Regions from separate parts of the Homo sapiens genome. Here region 2 is linked to region 1. A link is a contact called in ENCODE Hi-C or POLR2A ChIA-PET data. All regions are on one chromosome and are shown on one strand. Each heading gives the region's core, a stretch centred on a gene start or an enhancer-like site at or near the end of the contact. The rest is flanking DNA. Distances are from core to core; before and after follow the strand shown. Region 1 holds the start of RPS9 (ribosomal protein S9). Region 2 has its middle 8.3 kb from the start of NLRP2.

Region 1 (4,878 bases), core at 601-3,100:
GCTCGTCAGTGACTGCTGAGGTTCAAACGCAGATCTTTTTTAAGACTTGAGAACCTACAGGTTCAACCACCATTATAAAACCATCTCTGTAATCACGAGGCACCCGGAATTTGTGGAGCTTGGACTTCATCCTGAAGGGAGTGAAAACTTATGGAAGTTTTTTCCTTCCACGTTTCCCCCTTCCAGATGAATAATATACGCGTGTTCAAGATACAAAAATGCATAAAATTTGGCCAGGCATGGTGGCTTACACCTGTAATCCCAGCACTTGGGGAGGCTGAGGCGAGTGGATCACTTGAGCCCAGGAGTTCAAGACCAGCCTGGGCAATATGGCAAAACCCCGTCTCAAAACAACAAAACAAACAAACAAAAAACCCATAAAACTGAACAAGGTAGTTTGTAAGATATGGAAGTACAATGCAGATGACAATAATGACGATGGTAGCTACCACTAGGCGCTTTATTTATGCCACTCTCCTCAACACTGGATAGACTCTCACTTAATCCTCACAAGCTTATGAGGTAGGCGCTACCATCATTCGCCGTTTTACAGAGGAGGACGCTGAGGCACAGAGTGATTGAGAAACTTGTCGAAGGCACTGCAGCTGGCAAGTGGTGACGTGGCATTTGAATCCAGGCATCCGGATGGTGTGGATGCCGTGGAAGAGAAAGGGGCGGGTGGGACTGCTTCCTGAGGAGATAGTGACTGCCGAGGCAGCAGCGTAGGGAAGACAACTGAAGAACACGAGCTGTGGAGACAGACCATCGCATTCGGAGTGGAGAGATGGGTGTACAGACAGACAATAACCAGACTATATATAAAAAGAGAACTCTAGGTCAGGCGCGGTGGCTCACACCTGTAATCTTAGCACTTTGGGAGGCTGAGGCGGGTGGATCACTTGAGGTCAGGCGTTGGAGACCAGGAGTTCAAAACCCCGTCTCTACTAAAAATTTAAAAATTAGCCGGGCATGGTGGTGGGCGCCTGTAGTCCCAGCTTCTCGGGAGGCTGAGGCACGAGAATCGATTGAACCCGGGAAGCGGAGGTTGCAGTGAGCCGAGATCGCACCACTGCACTCCAGCCTGGGTGACGAGAGCGAAAAACTCCGTCTCAAAAATAAAATAAATTACTGATAATAGTACTAATACCCCTTAAGTGGCTATTGATAATAATAGTACCATGGGTGGGGGGGCAACTTCTCTGAGAGTGCTCTGTAAGTATGTATTGAAGATTGAGTAAATACATTTAAAATTCTTAGAACAGTATGTGGCACATAGCGTTCCAGAATGCCACATTATTGTTAGTGACAGAAATAATCTCGGCTGGGCGCGGTGGCTCACGCCTGTAATCCCAGCACTTTGGGGGGGCCACGGCGGGAGGCTCTCTCGAGGCCGGGAGTTCAAGACCAGCCTGGGCAACATGGCAAGACGCCGACTGTTAAAAAAAAAAAATGCTACCCGGGCGTCGTGGCGTGTGCCTGTAATCCCAGCTACTGGGGAGGAGGTGGGAGGATCGCTCGAGCCCGAGAGGTTGGTCGGGGCCTCAGTGAGCCGAAATCACGCCACTGCACTCCAGCCTGGGCGACGGAGCGAGACCCTGTCTCAGAAAGAAAAAGAAAAACCACCGTCCAGGGGCGGAGAAGGAAGGTTCTCCCTACTTCTCAGGTTTCCACTCCCTGGCCGGAAAAAACCTAGTCCTCCCAGGTTAGCACGCCGCTCTAGCCCAGCCTCACGTCTCCACTGCTTCTCAGCCAGCCAACGCCTCTTCTGATTGGCTCTGACGTGCGTGGTGCGTGAAAACGTCACGAGACGCCGGCGTTACTATAAGAGCGCAGCCGTGGCGCTTCCGCGCCTCTTTCTCAGTGACCGGGTGGTTTGCTTAGGTGAGGTGCGGTGGTGTGCTTTTTCTCTAGGGTTTGGGTTGGATGGTGGCCCGGGCCTTCCGAGTTTCCATGAGTAAGCTAAAGACGTTAGGAAACAGAGCAGGGTGGTTGAACGGGAGTGCAGCACGGTTGTGGGGGCAGATACTGACTATGAGAGCGTTGGAGGTTATTCTCGCGAGATCGGATCTGGGCTCCGCGAGGTTTTGGCGTAGTTGTGGGACTGCGCAGGCGCCGTTTGGATCCCTTACGCTCACACTTCTCTCCCGCGCAGGCGCAGACGGGGAAGCGGAGCCAACATGCCAGTGGCCCGGAGCTGGGTTTGTCGCAAAACTTATGTGACCCCGCGGAGACCCTTCGAGAAATCTCGTCTCGACCAAGAGCTGAAGCTGATCGGTGAGTGGCCAAGGCTTCCGGGAAGTGGTTCGGCTTCCGGGAGGCGGTTAGCACGTGGATGAAGGTGCCCATGTACTCTATCTAGTCCGTCCCCTAAATTTGGTACTATTCGTGGTTTAGGAAGGTTTTGTGATTCCAAAGCTGCCAGTCTAGTTGTTGTGCCAGTACGTGGGACTACACTTGTCCACCCCCTTCTCCCCACCAGGCGAGTATGGGCTCCGGAACAAACGTGAGGTCTGGAGGGTCAAATTTACCCTGGCCAAGATCCGCAAGGCCGCCCGGGAACTGCTGACGCTTGATGAGAAGGACCCACGGCGTCTGTTCGAAGGTGCGTATGGGAGTCCACAGCAGAGGGATGGGGTGCAGGGCTTGTGAGGTTCATTCTCCCTTCTGTTGCCTCTGTTCCAGTGATGAGAGTTGTGTCATTGGATAAATGGAACCAGCCTTCTAACTTTTAGTGGCACTTGTGGAGTAGGAAAAGTGTATCTGGATCAGTCTTTGCCCTGTTTCTTAGGTGTGTGGCTTTTTTGCCCAGTTATTGGACCTTCAGTTTAGTAATGACCAGAGCTAAAGATAGGCCTGGCACACCTGGGCACCCGTCTATATCTTTATATTCTGTTTATGTGGCCTGTTTGCTAGTGGATGAGAGTAGACTATGAAGTGGAATTTCTGGGCTAAGTGATGGTGATAACAGGGTTTGCACATTTGCTTGGTTTATTGTTTTTTTAATTAAGTTTTCTCGTTTTATTTAGTCTTTTGAGACGGAGTCTTGCTCTGTTGCCCAGGCTGGAGTGCCGTGGCGCCATTTCGGCTTACTGCAACCCCCGCCTCCTGGGTTCAAACAATTCTCCTATCTTAGCCTCCCAAGTAGCTGGGACTACAGACAGGCGCACGCCACCACACCTGGCTAATTTTACTTTTGAGACGGAGTCTCGCTCCATTGCCCATGCTGGAGTGTAGTTGTCGCAATCTTGGCTCACTGCAAACTCCGCCTCCAGAGTTCAAGCGATTCTCCTGTCTTAGCCTCCTAAGTAGCTGGAATCACAGGCATGGGCCACCAAGCCTGGCTAATTTTCTATTATTAGTGGAGATGGGTTTTCACCATGTTGTCCAGGCTGGTGCTTGTTTTTTTAAGCTGGTCAAGGACATTTAGGTGGTATTTAGCAAAGGCCTGAACAGGAGAGAACCTGTAAAATGTCTCAGGGAACAGCATTTCAGGTGATGACTTTAGGAGGGCATGCAGATCACATAGACTTAGGCTTACTTTACTAATTGTGGTGAAATACACATTAAATTGAAAATGTACCATCTTAACCATCTTGTTTTAAAATCTACTCTGAGATGCGGTGTTATTGGAGTGCTTTCTACAGCAGATTGGCATGACCAAGATTGGCATTTGTATATCCTGAGACGCTGCTTTTGCCTGAGTTTGGGTAGTCATGATTTATGGTGAAAAGCAGTCTCTACACCTGAGCCCTGACTGTTAGGCATGAGAGTGGTCATCCATGTTAGGCGTTGAGAAAGTCCTGGCGCATGTTTAGCTACAGATTATCACAGTTTGTCCCAGGCTTGCAGATGTTAGAAGCTTTTTCTTTAAATAGGCACAGGATCTTGCAGTGTTGACCAGGATGGTTTCCAACTCCTAACCTCAAGTGATCCATCCACCTCAGCTTTCCAAAGTGCTGGGGTTACAGGTGTAAGCCACCGCACCTGACCCTTTCATTCTTTTCGTCAATTTGTAGACCCCGTTGATAATCTCATGAAAGTGCTGGAGATCCCTCCCCCATAGATACTGATGCTGGGTGGGAATTCATCCCAGGGTTCTGTGGGGAGTGGGCTATAGCTGGTTCTGGTTTTAGGGAGGACTTTCTGGACATAGATCCTAATTGCAATGAAACTTACAGTCATGTGAGAAAGCGGTGCAGGTGTCTGAGGGTTATTTGTGGTTTTCCAAGGCAGAAGTGAAAATTCCCAAGGGGTACACAGTTGTTCAGGTGAGTACACTTTCTAGTAAATGAAGCCATCTAGCCTAGTCAGGGACAGGAAGGAGGAGCTTGGATGTTTGCTCTTTGGTGTAATCCTGCCTTGATTCAGATCCTGCCTTTCCCACTAAGATGTGTGACTAGCGAGATTCTGAGTCTCGTCTGTTAAGACTGAACAGCCGCCAACATTTGGCTGGCAGTTAATAATCAACAGATAGAGGCCAGGCGTGGTGGCTCATGCCTGTAATCCCAGCACTTTGGGAGACCGAGGTGGTCGGATCACTTGAGGTCAGGAGACCTCAAGTCAGAGACCAGCCTGGCCAACGTGGTGAAATTCCATCTCTACGAAAAATACAAAAATTAGCCGAGCATGGTGGTGTGCCTATAATCCCAGCTACTCGGGAGGCTGAGGCAGGAGAATTGATTGAACCTGGGAGACAGAGACTGCAGTGAGCCGAGATCCGCGGCACTGCACTGGGTGACAGCGAGACACAAAACAACACGAACTCCCCCCCCACCCCCCAGCACAACTGTGAAGAAATGTAGGAGTCATGTCCATTTTTCAGATCAGAAATGAAGGCATTGTAATACCTAACTGCCTTGTATGATGACAAGGACCTGT
Region 2 (4,603 bases), core at 2,003-4,502, 760 kb after region 1:
TTGCAGTGAGCTGTGATCCTCAACCTCCTGGGTTCAAGGGATTGTCGAGCCTCAGCCTCCCAAGTAGCTGGGATTATAGACATTCGCTCCCATGCCTGGCTAATTTTTGTATTGCAAAAATGCACTCCAGCCTAGATGACAGGACTGCACTCCAGCCTGGATGACAGAGCAAGACTGTGTCTCAAAAATAAATAAATAAATAAATAAATAGCCAACTGTGATCGTGCATGCCTGTAGTCCCAGCTACTCAGGAGGCCAAGGCAGGAGGATCACTTGAGACTGGGAGGTCATGGCTACAGTGAGCCATGATCTCGCAACTGCACTCCAGCCTGGGCAACAGAGGGAGAGAAAGGAAGGAAGGAGGGAAGGAGGGAAGGAGGGAAGGGAAGGAGGGAAAGGAAGTCAGTCTTGTGGGACAAGGAAGGAAGGAAGGAAGTCAGTCAGTCTTGTGGGACTCAGCCCTGAACCTTTGGGATCTGATGCTGTCCCCAGGTAGGGAGTGTCAGAACTAAATCAAAGGAGAGGACACCCAGCTGGTCTCTGCTGGAGAACTGGTTGTTGGTGGGGAGAAACATACATTTTTGGTGAAGTATTCTGTGTTGAGTGTGAAAGTAGGAAAAACAGGACTGGGTATGGTGGTTCATGCCTGTCATTCCAGGATTTTGGGAGGCCAAGGCAGGCGGATCACTTGAGGTCAGGACTTTGAGACCACCCTGGTGAACATGGCAAAACCCCATCTCTACTAAAAAAAAATACAAAAATTAGCTGGGCGCGGTGGCAGGTGCCTGTAATACCAGCTACTCGGGAGGCTGAGGCAGGAGAATCACTTGAACCCGGGAGGCGGAGGTTGCAGTGAGCTGAGATTGTGCCTTTGCACTCCAGCCTGGGAGACAGAGCAAGACTCTCCCTCAAAAAAAAAAAAAGGCCGGGCGCAGTGGCTCACGCCTATAATATCAGCACTTTGGGAGGCCGAGGCAGGTGGATCACTGACACCCAACACCACGCCTTCTAATTTTTTGCATTTTTAGTAGAAACGGGGTTTCACCATGTTGGCCAGGCTTGTCTCGAACTCCTGTCCTCTGGTGATCCACCTGCCTTGGCCTCCCAAAGTGCTGGAATTACAGGCGTGAACCCAGCAACTTTTCCCCCTTTTATCATACCTTAATTTGCCTCCACCACCCCCAGAAGCTCCAAGTCTCTACGCCTTTTCATTTATGTATGTATGTATTTATTTATTTATTTATTTATTTTATTTTGAGACAGGGTCTCCCTCTATCTCCCAGGCTGCAGTGCAGTGGCGTGATCTTGGCCCACTGCAACCTCCACCTCCCGGGTTCAAGTAATCCTCCTGTCTCAGCCTCCCAAGTAGCTGGGATTACAGGGCACACCACCACACCTGGCTAATTTTTGTATTTTTAGTGGAGACTGGGTTTCACCCTGTTGTCCAGGCTAGTCTCAAACTCCCGACGTCAGGTGATCCACCCATTTCGGTTCCCAAAGTGTTGAGATTACAGACCGTGAGCCACTGGGACGGACACCCCTACTCCTTTCTTCTTCTTCTTCTTTTTTTTTTTTTTTTTGAGATGGAGTCTCCCTTTGAAGCCCAGGCTGGAGTACAATGGTGCGATCTTAGCTCACTGCAGTTTCCTCCTCCCGGGTTCAAGTGATTCTCCTGCCTCAGCCTCCGGAGTAGCTGGGATTACAGGCACACACCACCACACCAGCTAATTTTTGTATTTTTAGCAGAGATGGGGTTTCACCATGTTGGCCAGGCTGGTCTCAAACTCCTGACCTCAGGTGATCCACCCACCTTGGCCTCCCAAACTGCTGGGATCACAGGCGTGAGCCACTGCACCCTACACTCTTATACTCCTTTCTGTAGCTCAGGCAGCTAGATGAGCTTCAATCATCTGGCCCTTCCTCCAGTCTCACATTTTTGTGGGACTCCTGTGCATACATAATTGAATCTGGTTTTTCTTCTGTCAAACTGTTTTGTGTCAATGTAATTCATAGCCCATCCAAAGAACCTAGGAGGGTGGAGGGAATCCATTTTCTCTCCTCCACACTGGAGGGCCATGGAGCCCAAGAGTTCAAGACTGGCCCGGTGTACAAAGTGAGACCCAGTCTCTATTTAAAAAAGATGGGGAGGGGGCCGGGCACGGTGTCTCACGCCTGTAATTCCAGCACTTTGGGAGGCCCAGGTGGGTGGATCACCTGAGGTCAGGAGTCCGAGACTAGCCTGGCCAAGGTGGTGAGACCGTGTCTTTACTAAAAATACAAAATTAGCTTGGTATGGTGGCAGGAGCCTGTAATCCCAGCTACTTGGAAGGCTAGGGCAGGAGAATCGCTTGGTTTGGGATTTTCTCCCTGAGGCACTTGCTATCTCCAGGATTATGGGTCTCAGGTGAAAGAAAGACAAAGAAGGAGAGAGAGACAGAGAGGGACAGGGAAAGAGAATTTCAGACTTATCTAACATTGACACTTAGGAGAAGTAGGGAGAAAGAGGTGGGAAAATAAAGTGGCTAGGTAAAAATGAACATGTCAGTAACAATAATAGCATTAACAATAACTAGTATTGCCGGGTGCAGTGGCTCACGCCTCTAATCCCAGCACTTTGGGACGCCGAGGTGGGCGAATCACAAGGTCAGGAGTTCAAGACCAGCCTGGCCAACATGGTGAAACCCTGTCTCTACTAAAAATACAAAAAGTTAGCTAGCTGGGCATAGTGGTGCATGCCTGTAATCCCAGCTACTCTGGAGGCTGAGGCAGGAGAATCGCTTGAACCCGGGAGGCAAAGGTTGCAGTGAGTCAAGATCAGGCCACTGCACTCCAGCCCAAGGGACAGAGTGAGACTCTGTCTCAAATAATAATAATAATAATAACTAGTGGCCAGGCACAGTGGCTCACGCCTGTAATCCCAGTGTAGCAGGACGAGCCACAGACAAAAACCTCTCAGACACCGAGTTGTAGAAGGAAGGGCTTTATTCAGCTGGGAGCATCGGCAAGCTACTGTCTTAAAATCCAAGCTCCTCGAGTGCACAGTTTCTGTCCCTTTTAAGGGCTCACAACACTAAAGACTGCGCATGAAAGGGTCATGATTGAGCAATCTAGGGGATACATAACAGGGGTTTCGTGCACTGCTGGTCAGAGAGAAAGAATAGGGCAGGGAGTTTCACAGTGTTCTTCTATACAATGCCTGGAATCTATGGATAACATCGGGTTCTAAGTCATGAGTTGATTTTTATCTACTAGGTTTACGCCAGGCAGGCCCAGGCCTGGTTTCGGGTCTGGTTTTGGGTCTGGTGCCTGGCGCCGGGCTACCTGCCTTTGGTTTCACTTCCTTGTTTTTTTCTTTTTCTTTTTTTTTTTTTTTGAGACAGAGTCTTGCTCTGTCGCTAAGGCTGGAGTGCAGTGGCACAATCTCGGCTCACTGCAAGCTCCGCCTCCTGGATTCAAGCAATTCTGCTGCCTCATCCTTCCGAGTAGCTGGGATTACAGGCGCACGCCACCATGCCCGGCTAATTTTTGTATTTTTAATAGAGACGGGGTTTCACCATGTTGGCCAGGCTGGTCTCAAACTCCTGACCTTGTGATCCACCCGCCTTGGCCTCCCAAAGTGCTGGGATTACAGGCGTGAGCCACCGTGCCCGGCCTCCTTGTTTTTTTTCTAAAACAAGTACTGAGTATAAAACAATATAAAACAATATGAGACGGTTTCTCTCTTCCCTCACCAGCACTTTGGGAGGCTGAGGCAGGTGGATCACAAGGTCAGAGTGGATAGCACTTTAGGAGGTTGAGGTGGGAGGATCCCTTGAGCCCAGGAGCTCAAGTCCAGCCTGGGCAACATAGCAAGACCCCCATTTCCAATTTTAGTGTATGTGCTGCCAAAGCAAATACTCTGAGACCCTGTTTCTACAAAAAATAAAAAAATTAAAATTAGTGCTTGGAAAAAAAAATTAGTGCTTGACCAGGAGGCAAGCACACCTCCTCATCCTCTCATGGATGTCTGTCTGTAGAAAGTAAATGGAGACAGCTTCATTTTACCCAACTGCTCCGTTTTAGGTCCGCTCCTGAGCTTCTGTTGTTCCCAGCCATGCAACCCTGGGAGCCGACTCCCGGCTGCAGAGCCTTGTCAGAAGCAGGCAATGTACACAGAGACCCAAGGCCTGGTGTAGACAGGCTTTCACAGACCTGGGCATTTTGTTGAATTGTTTTTGAATTGTGGTTTCTTATCAGTTCATCCGATACTCTGTTCTAACCACGTAGTTCCTCTTTTGGATCTCCAAACCCCTTTGCAGGTTCCATCTACCCGAACCAAACTCACTTATTCCAACAGAAGTCTGGTGTTTCTTGTTTTTTTTGTTTGTTTGTTTCTTTCGTTTTGTTTTTTGAGATGTTGTCTCCCTCTATCACCCAGGCTGGAGTGCAGTGGCGAGATCTCAGCTCACTGCAACCTCTGCTTCCCGGGTTCAAGCAATTCTCCTCCCTCAGCCTCCTGGGTAGCTGGGATTACAGGTGCCTGCCGCCACACCCAGCTAACTTTTGTATTTTTAGTAGAGACGGGATTTCACCATGTTGGCCAGGCTAGTCTCGAGCTCCTGAC

Evidence for each region. Hi-C counts contacts between places; a loop is a spot of excess contacts on that map. ChIA-PET counts read pairs that join two places held with the same protein, here RNA polymerase II (POLR2A). Pooled maps may share reads with other maps.
Region 2: a pooled map shows a loop between it and region 1 (3-fold over the local background). The contact joins the enhancer-like site here to the promoter of RPS9 in region 1. A Hi-C loop is called at or near these places in 1 of 37 single-sample maps with no recorded cell type and 1 of 50 pooled maps. POLR2A ChIA-PET finds 5 or more read pairs at or near these places in 4 of 52 experiments (Caco-2, Panc1, activated CD4-positive, alpha-beta T cell and 1 more).

Annotation. Positions count from the first base shown.
Region 1 is chr19:54,199,008-54,203,885 of GRCh38, forward strand. It overlaps RPS9 (ribosomal protein S9), which reads left to right and starts at 1,851. Exons shown (of 5, transcript NM_001013.4): 1 at 1,851-1,881; 2 at 2,153-2,274; 3 at 2,480-2,602. The coding sequence starts at 2,178. RefSeq lists an enhancer at 1,239-1,908 and a silencer at 1,671-2,164.
Region 2 is chr19:54,955,784-54,960,386 of GRCh38, forward strand. It overlaps a transcript of NLRP7 not described here. Among named protein-coding and RNA genes, the nearest start is that of NLRP2, 8.3 kb to the right of the region's middle. Within about 2 kb of position 3,253, at least 4 of the 41 ENCODE cell types and tissues checked have a DNase peak (open chromatin) inside an H3K27ac peak, as active enhancers do.